Linked DNA regions of Homo sapiens: region 2 is linked to region 1. A link is a contact called in ENCODE Hi-C or POLR2A ChIA-PET data. All regions are on one chromosome and are shown on one strand. Each heading gives the region's core, a stretch centred on a gene start or an enhancer-like site at or near the end of the contact. The rest is flanking DNA. Distances are from core to core; before and after follow the strand shown.

Region 1 (4,754 bases), core at 626-3,125:
ATGAAGTTATGAAGTTTTCAGGATACAATGTAATACATTAAAATCAATTGTGTTTCAGTATAATAGCAATGAACAATTGTAAATCAAAATAAAATGTACCAATTACAATGGTATCGGCAAACGTAAAATGCTTTGGTATAAATCTAACAAAATATGTGCAAGATATGTGTTCTGAAAACTACAGAACACTGATGAAAGAAATCAAAGAAAACGTGTATAAATGGAGAGGTATACATTATTCATATATTGAAAAATTCAATATATTTAAGATGTCAATTCTCCTTAAACTGATCTATAGACTCAACACTATTCTAACTGAAATCTCAACAGAATGAGCTGATTGAAAATGTTAAGTGGAAAGGCAACAGAACTTGGATACCCAAAGTAATTTTGGAAAAAAAAGTAAAATTGAAAGACTCATATTACCTGGTTTCAAGACTTGGGATCAGTCATATCCCAAACCTCAGCATCATGCAATATATTCGGGTAACAAACTAACACAAGTACCCCTGAATCTAAAATAAAAGTTGAAATTATTTTTTAAAAAAGATTCATTATAAAACTCCGGTAGTCAAAACAGTTGGTGTTAGAGGAATGATAGATACAAAGAGCAATGGAACAGAGTAGAGTTCTGAAATAGACCTACCTATACATGGTCAGTTGATTTTCAACAAATATGCAAGGCAGTTAAACTCAGAAAGGATAGTCTTTTCAATAAACAGTACTGAAACAATTGCATATCCATATGGAAAAAAATGAACCTCCATCCATACTGTTCACCATACTCAAAATGAATCATAGGTGTAAGTGTAAAACCTAATACTATAAAACTTCTAGAAGAAAACTATGCAGAAATCTTTGTTACCTTGGATGAGCAAAGTTCTCTCAGCTATGACACCAAAAGCATGATCCATGAGAGAAACAAAAAACGAAAAATTGAACTTCACCAAAATTAAGAACTCCTCCTTTTTTAAAGACACTATTGGTTTGTTTGTTTGTTTGTTTGTTTGTTGTTTTTTGAGGCAGGGTCTCACTCTGTAGCCCAGGCTGGAGTGCAGTAGCAAGATCTCGGCTCACTGCGACCTCTGCCTCCCAGGTTCAAGCAGCCCTCCTGCCTCAGCCTCCCTAGTAGCTGGGACTACAGGTGTGTGCCACCACGCCTGGCTAATTTTTGTAGTTTTAGTAGAGACAGGATTTCCACATGTTGGCCAGGCTTGTCTTGAACTCCTGACCTCAGGTAATCCACCCACCTTGGCCTCCCAAAGTGTTGGGATTACAGGCTTGAGCCACCATGCCTGGCCTAAAGACACTATTGAAAGAATGAAAAGACAACCACAGACTGAGAAAAAATATTTTCAGCTTGTATATCTTACAAAGGATTTGTATCCAGGATAAGAAGGAACTCCCAAAGTTTAATAATGAGAAAACACACAACCTAATAAAAATATGGTCTCAAGATTTGAATAAATGGGAGATAATATACCAAACAAATTGTTTCAGCTCTTTATTGCTGAGTACCAAATAACTCCCAAACACGTAGTAGTGGAAAACAGTAACGATTTCTTATTTCTCAGTACTGTATGGGTCAAGATTTCTGTCAGGGCTGGGCTGGGCTGGGCTGTCCTTCTGCTCCATGTGGACTCATCTGGTGACCCTCACATGGTTGTATTCAGTATGTGGCTGGGCTGGAAGGTCCAAGAAGCTTTACTTACATTTGGCACCTGCTCCAATATGAAGGCTCTCTCCACACCATGTCCCATCACTCAGTCTTGCGTGAATGTCTGTACTTCGTGGCAGTAGTGTTGCCAAAGCACGATGTTGAAAACTCCTGGAACTGCTTAAGGGCTAGGCAAGGAATTGGCACCGTGTCACTTCTGCTACATTCTGTAAGCCAAAGCAAGTCACGAGGCCAGCCTGGATTTCAGGTCAAGGGAATTAGACTCCACTTCTGCAGGCAGATGCACTTATAGGGACAAGAAGAATTGTTGGCAACCATATTTGGAAACTCTACCACACAAATGATAACAATCAGAAGGTAGTATTTGTACAAACGTAGAAAAATTAATTTGGGTAAAACTTATTAAAGGAGAAAATATGACAAACCACCAGAAAAATAAAACAACTGAATTATGTAATTTTACCATGACTTAAAAATACACAAAGCAAATACTGATTGAAAAGAAATGAGAAATAAATAAATCCCCAAAATGATGGTATGTTTTAGTATCCACCTCTCTCAGAAATGACATAAAAAATAAATAAATTGAAAATAAGTAAATAAGGATACAGGGAGTTGAATGGCACACTAAACAAGTTTAATTTATAAGACAGATGATAGATGTAATTTTCTACCCATGAAACAGAAAATAGATACTCTTTTCAACCATCCATGAAACAAAATGCTGACTGTATTATCCCTTAAAATAAATCTTAACACATATCATAAATTATATAGGTCACTTCCTCTGAGTTTGATGAGATGGAAGTAGAAATAAACAACATCAAAATTAACTCTTAGTCCAGAAATTTTTTTAAACTGAAACTGTTGAGAAAATAGCAATATTTAGAAATGAGTGGTAGCATTCCACATCCAGCAAAGTCTGAATAGCTTGTTTTGGATCAGCCCTCCCACTGAGAAAAAACAACCAGAAAATCTGGATTAAAAACTACGTTTGAAGGCATTGGAGAGCTACCAAGATAGTGTAAGTTTAGGGCCAAGATCTGGAGTGGGAGAAAATATAAGATAGGTGAGCCCAGTATTTGGCAGCAAATTTCCACTCAAGGGACTTGCTAATTTAAAAATTGAAGTAACAGTTTGGAGGCCAAGAAGCTGAGCAGAAATTTCAGCAGTCTCAGAGGCTAGGGGACAAAAATTGGAGTTGAGGATCTGTGAAAGATGGGGAACCAGGTAAACATTCCCAGCTTCCTTTGAATGAACCCTGGAAATAGATCAGCCCTCACAAGGATGAAGTCCAACTTTGAATCATCTCAATTCCTCCCCAATTGGAATAAGATGAGCTGCCTCTAGCTTATCCGTCTGCCAAAAGCAAAAGAACATCCTCTCTGGAGAAAGATCACATCATCCACAGCTTCAAATTATTTCTATAATTTTTTCATACACAATGCCCAGCACTCAATCAATAAAAACCAGGTCCACAAAAGACAAGCTTTGATTGAAAACCAAGAGAATAAAAAGCAGGTAAAAATAGGTTCGACTTTTGCCAAGAGCTGAGTAGTTTGAATCTCTATCAAACCAATCCTGCCTCAGATGACAACCATAGACTCTTGCAAAATATAGTAAACAAATATCTGAAAGCCACAGAGAGCAACCAACAAGCAGGCAGAAACTGAAGGGAAAAGACATTTGAAAGAAGGGAGAGGCACCGGGTGATCTGCATATTTCAACAGCTCTTTGCACAAAAGAAAAGAAAAGCATAATCTGCCCTCTGTGGAGTTACTAAAACTTGGATAGAAAATCCAGTCTTGGCCGGTTACAGTGGCTCATGCCTGTAATCCCAGCACTTTGGGAGGCCAAGGTGGGCAGATCACTTGAGGTTAGGAGTTCGAGACCAGCCTGGCCAACATGGTGAAACCCTGTCACTAATAAAAATACAAAAATTTAGCCAGGCATGGTGGCACACGCCTGTAATCCCAGCTACTCAGAAGGCTGAGGCAGGAGAACTGCTTGAACCCAGGAGGCAGAGGTTGCAGTAAGCTGAGATCGTGCCATTGTACTCCAGCCTGGGCAACAGAGTAAGACTCCATCTCAAAAAAAAATAAAAAGAAAGAAAAAAAGAAAAAAGAAAATCCAGTCTTATTCACATAAGAATCAAAAGACAGAGTTTCCACTGTAGCTGGAAATTGAGGGAGTAACTCCCAGAAAGGAGAGAACTAGGTAAGGGGAGCCCCAAATTCTATGTGTAAACTATGCCCAAGTCTCTGGATGCCTCCTGAACCAGCATCCACTGGGCAGGTTCCAAACAATGCATCCAAGACTAAAATAACTGAGCTGACATTTCAGCTGCCACCCACCACAGAGGAGACAGAATTTACAGTTTGGGTTCAGCCAAGGCAATTGTTTATTTAAAAAAATACAAAACAACAAAAACAGCACTTTTAAGAGACACATACTAGAATCCAAAGTTTCTACAGCTTATCACTCACAAAGTCCAGGATATAATCCCAAGCTACTTGGTACATAAGAAAAAAGAAAACATGACCCATTCTAGAAGAAAAAATAATTCATGGAGAATGCCCTTAAGATGACCCAGATGTTGGAATCAGCAGAAAAGTGTTTTAAGACAGCTATTTTAACTATGCTCCATATCATAAAGGAAAATACACTTATAATGAATAAAATGTAGGAAATAGGCTGGGTGCAGTGGCTCATGCCTCTAATCCCAACACTTTGGGAGTCCATGGCAGGTGGATGACTTGAGACCAGGGGCTCAAGACCAGCCTTCCAACATGGTGAAACCCCATCTCTACTAAAAATACAAAAATTAGCTGAGTGCGATGGTGCACACCGGTAGCACAGCTACTTGGGAGGCTGAAGCATGAGAATCGCTTGAACCTGGGAGGCAGAGGTTGCAGTGAGCCGAGATCACACCACTGCACTCCACACTCCAGCCTGGGTGATAGAGCAAAACTCAAAAAAAAAAAAAAGAAAAAGAAAAGAAAAAAAGAACGAAATAGAAGTTGTATAACTGAAAAATACAATATCTGAAGTAAAAAATGTACTGGGAACTTATTGA
Region 2 (4,754 bases), core at 581-3,080, 52 kb before region 1:
CGGAGGGGCTTTGGGCCTCCTTGCTAGAGACTGGCTTCAGCTGAACCCTGTCCAAATTGTCAGTCACCCTCAACACCCATGCAGGGTTGGCACACAGGGAGATGGACCTTGAGTTTTTTTTTGAGACAGAGTCTCACTCTGTCGCCTAGGCTGCAGTGCAGTGCAGTGGTGCGATCACAGTTCACTGCAGTCTCCACTAACGGGGCTCAAGCAATTCTCCCACCTCAGCCTCTCGAGTAGCTGGGATGACAGGTGCATGCCACAACGCCCAGTTAATTTTTGTAGAGATGGGGTTTTACCATGTTGCCCAGGCTGGTCTTGAACTCCTGGGCCCAAGCGATCCGCCCACCTCAGCCTCCAAAAGTATTGGGATTACAAGGGTGAGCCACCATACCCAGCTGACCTGGAGTTTTAAAGCTGGAGTTGTATCTCTCATACTTCCTGATGGCATTGAAGGGACCCATATTCATTCATTCACTCATTCATTTACTCCTTTATTCCCTCATGTAACAAATCTGTCCTGGGCTTCTATATACCAAGCAGTCCCTAGGGTACCAAGAAACCAGGGCTCGCCCTCTGCCCATGAGGAGCTCATGGCCCATCTATGGGTGGGGGTTGTGGGAGTGGCGGGTAGCAGGGCGGATCCATAAATAGAAAACCCCGGTACAGTGAAAGCGGGCCTTGGAGAGGGCTGGGGAAGCCCAGGCAGTGCAGTGGTTGTGGTTAAGTCACAGGGCACCGCAGGGTGGACCTAGGATTTGTGAAGTCTGAAGCTTTTCAATTTTGGAAGCCCCATCTGTAGAAACAGAATACAAAATTAGATTCAAAAGCATTTATTTAGAAGGAGAAAACAAAACCCAAGACAGTATCAAGGGCTTGGAGATACTTCTGAGATCCCTTCACACAGTTTACCAGAAATGTTTACATGGAAATGCTTCCTCATTACAAGCTGGTTTCCCTCTCTCCCTAGAGTACTCTATAGCTCCCAGCTACTCCAGGGGTGCTGGGAAGGGCAAGGCTGAAAATGAAGCTTTGCTAGGGTCACAATGCAGCCTCCTTGGAGCAGGCAAGTTGCACAACACTGATCCCATCCCAGTCTCAGAGGATAGTGCATGGTTCAATGACCTAGCTGTGGAGTCAGACCTGGGTCACACTCCCCACTCAGCCATTTTCTGACTATGCCACCTTGGGGAAGTTGCTCATCTCTGAGCCTTGGTTCACTCGTCTGTAACATGAAGCTATTGATAGAACCACACATTGTGTTTTTGTAAACATTCAATGAGATCATCCATGCAGAGCAGTTCATAAACATGAAGCACTGGATGAACGCCACTGTCACAGTGAATGCCACTATTCATGATGAAGGTCTGTGGCTGTCTTGTCCTGCCTCTCTCTCTCTCTCTCTCTCTCTCTGTGTGTGTGTGTGTGTGTGTGTGTGTGTGTGTGTGTGTGTGTGGTGGGTGGTCAGGGAAGGCTTCCCAGAAGAGGTGACATTGGTGTTGGGCCCTAAAGGAAAATGTAGAGAAGGGCATTCCAGGCAAAGAGAATGGTGCATGAAGTGACTGGTGTCTTGAGGAAGGGAAGAAGCCCAGCCAGCCAGGAGCAACCTAGAGGGATTCTCTAGCCTCTGGGTGGCCATATTAGGGCTGGGCCTGAGCTTCCCAGGCCCTCCTGGTTGCAGCCCCAAGGCTGCAGCCTGGCAGAGGCCAACTGTTGTGTCTGGGTGGGTGGGGGGTGCCCAGCTTGGTCTCTGCTATGCTGGCAGAAGTTTCAGCCTCTCACCTCTCTGCCTCCCCTGTTTCCGGTCCTCCACTTCCTTCCCCTCCACAGACCACAGAGGCGTTTCAGAGGAAGCTGCTACTTATTTTAGCAGTAATCCCCGGACACCCCCACCCACAGCTGCCCCTGGCCCCCTTACAAGGCACCAAGTCACCCTCTGAGCCCCAGCCCACGGCACTCATAAGTGAGGAACAGGCCCTGTCCCCGGGCCAGCCCTGTGCACCCCTTCCCCACAGCACAACAGGGAGCCTTGAAGCTGGGAGATGTGGCTCCAAGTCCGGCTGTGACACTAACTTACTGTATGATCTCCTGAAGTCCCTTCGCCCTGCCAGGCCATGTCCCCATCTGTGACATGAGGCCCAACGGTGGACAGGCCCCGACCTCTGGGCAGAGTATGGGAGTGGGGTAAACATGGGTGCTCTGCCACCCTGCCCCTGGTCTTTCATCCCAGCTAGAAGGATCTGAGAGAGAGTCTTGGGGTAGACTGGAGTGGGGAGCCTGAAGACAAAAGAATCAAATTCAAACTTACCTATGAAAGTGAATTTGTATTCCAAAAGGGCCTGTGCAAGTGAGGAGCCCCAAAGCCGATGCTTTCACAGTGCTATGGCAAACCTGCCTTTAGACAGTGTCCTCAAGTCCTCAGGAGACGGTGGAGAAACTGAGGCTCAGGGAGCGGATGCCACAGGCCCAACACGGTCACATAGCTGGTGAATGGCAGACCAGGATTTGAACCCACGTTTGTTAAAAATCAATGTCCGACTGGGCGCAGTGGCTCATTTCTGGAATCCCAGCACTTTGGGAGGCTGAGGCGGGCGAATCATGAGGTCAGGAGTTCGAGACCAGCCTGGCAAACATGGTGAAACCCCGTCTTTATAAAAATACAAAAATTAGCCGGCGTGGTGGCGGGCCCCTGTAATCCCAGCTACTCGGGAGACTGAGGCAGGAGAATTGCTTGAACCTGGGAGGCAAAGGTTGCAGTGAGGCGAGATCACACCACGGCACTCTGTCTTAAGGAAAAAAAAAAAAAGGTCCATGTTTCATCCACTACCTGCGACAGCCTCTGGAGAGCTACCCCTGGGTGGGGAGAACGTCAGGGAGGCAGAAAGAGAGACAGAGAGAGACAGAGAGACAGAGAGGGCCTGCAGCAGCATGGTGCAGGAGAGGACACAGGCACTGTGGTCACAGACCTGGACTCAGGTCCTGGCTGTGCCCTGTCTAGCTGTGTGACCCTTCCCGGGCCTCAGTGTCCTCATCTGTAAAACAGGGTGACACAGGGCAGTTGTAGGTGCCCCATAGAAGCTGGCACTGCTTTCACTTGGGTCTTCCAAGTCCATTCAGAACCATATTGATGAGAATAACATGTGTCCGATGCTTCCCTAGTGCCAGGCATTGCTCCAAGTATAGCAGTCTAAACACATTCACTCATCAGACCCTCCCCAGGACAGGATGAAGTGGATGCCATTATCCCCCCATGATTCATGTGAGGAAACTGAGGCACCGCATCCACGCTGGGCTCTGTGTTGGGCACTGGGGGTACAGCTGTGACACAGACATGCTCTTTGTTCTTGAGGAGCCCATGGCTGGTGGGGGACAGATGTGTCAGCATCTATGTTGTTGTAACACCAGATGGCTGCCAGTAAGGGTCATGTTTGGGGTTCAAGGGAAGCCCCCAGGGACTGGGGGGGAGGAAGGGATTCCTTTTGACTGGAAAGCTTGGTGCACAAGATGGTATTTGAGTGGAGCCCAAACAGGCACCTAAAGGAATTTTTCAGGTTGGTTGTAGCTGAAGGCCTTTCCAGGCAGGAGGAGCAGCACATGCAGAATCAAGGAGGTTGGGGGATGTTTGTGGGGAAGGGAAAGGAGCCCTGAGTTTGTGAATCTGGCATGTGGCCAGGAGTAGTACACGTGTCCGCCGTCCACAGGCAGATGTGTCCACCCTCAGGTCTGTCTGTGGGTCTGGATGTTCAACATGGCCCTGTAGCAGCTTCTGTTGATGTACCGCCCATATCTCCTTGGAGCACCTTTGAGTTCCCTGCCCTGCAGTGGACTGTCCCCACTACATGTTCTCACCCCTAGTCCCCTGCCTGGGCTTTCTCCGGCACCACAGGAGCTCCCAGCGATCAAGTTCACACAGGGTAACCCAGAAATGTCAGGGCTGCAAAAGTCCCCAGGGGAGGCCCTCCCCCAGGGAGGGGCGGCGGGCAGTGAAGACCCTTGGCGGGGCCCCAGTGGAACTGAGCCCCGTGCGCCCACCCAGGGACCTGCTCATTTGCACAGGAAGACCCTTATTGGCTTTTCTCTCTTCCCTGCCCCACTGTCCCCACTCTCTCTCTCCTACTTCCTGTGATCACCGTCTCCCAAATAAGCCACCGACACCCATCTTCTACCCCATCTCCCCTCCCATTCACATGTTCACATTTTTGTCCAGATGGCAAATGCCCATGGTGCCCACTCTGCCGGACCCTGTGCTGGGGCCAGGGGAGCAGAGATGAACTGGGCACAGCCTTGCCCTCGAGCATCCACAAACTCGCGTAGCTGAGTGCTCACCCTCCCTCCCCCATGGCTCTCCTCCCACCAGATGAGCTGGGGCAGGAGGAGGGTAGGTGCCGAGCTAGACCACTGCCTCACAGGGTCGTGGCTTCCCCACCCTTGGCTCTCTCTAGCATGTAACTTCCCAAGGAAGCGTGTGCTATGTCCAACAGGAAGGAGGAAGTGCTTTGTGCTCACTACACATCCGGCACTTTCTGTGTATTAAACCCATTCATCTTCCCAGCAGCCCTATGAGGTAACTACTCTTCATATGAACCCCATTTTATAGATGGGTAAACTGAGGCACCAGATGCTTTGCTTGAGATTATATAGCTCATAAGAGGCAGAGCTGAGATTTGAACCCAGTCAGTCTGACCTCAGAGCCTCTGGCTTAACCTCAGTGCTTCACTGTTTGGGGAAGGAGGGAAGACAGAAGGGGAGGTGGT

What was found. Hi-C counts contacts between places; a loop is a spot of excess contacts on that map. ChIA-PET counts read pairs that join two places held with the same protein, here RNA polymerase II (POLR2A). Pooled maps may share reads with other maps.
Region 2: a loop to region 1 is called in a map of heart left ventricle, with 1.9 times the contacts of the local background. The contact joins two enhancer-like sites. A Hi-C loop is called at or near these places in 1 of 168 maps with a recorded cell type or tissue (heart left ventricle) and 5 of 50 pooled maps. POLR2A ChIA-PET finds 5 or more read pairs at or near these places in 2 of 52 experiments (B cell and BJ).

The regions. Positions count from the first base shown.
Region 1 is chr9:124,162,077-124,166,830 of GRCh38, reverse strand. No RefSeq gene overlaps it. Among named protein-coding and RNA genes, the nearest start is that of NEK6, 93 kb to the left of the region's middle. Within about 2 kb of position 1,875, at least 3 of the 41 ENCODE cell types and tissues checked have a DNase peak (open chromatin) inside an H3K27ac peak, as active enhancers do.
Region 2 is chr9:124,213,952-124,218,705 of GRCh38, reverse strand. No RefSeq gene overlaps it. Among named protein-coding and RNA genes, the nearest start is that of NEK6, 42 kb to the left of the region's middle. RefSeq lists enhancers at 527-686, 1,596-1,675. Within about 2 kb of position 1,830, at least 16 of the 41 ENCODE cell types and tissues checked have a DNase peak (open chromatin) inside an H3K27ac peak, as active enhancers do.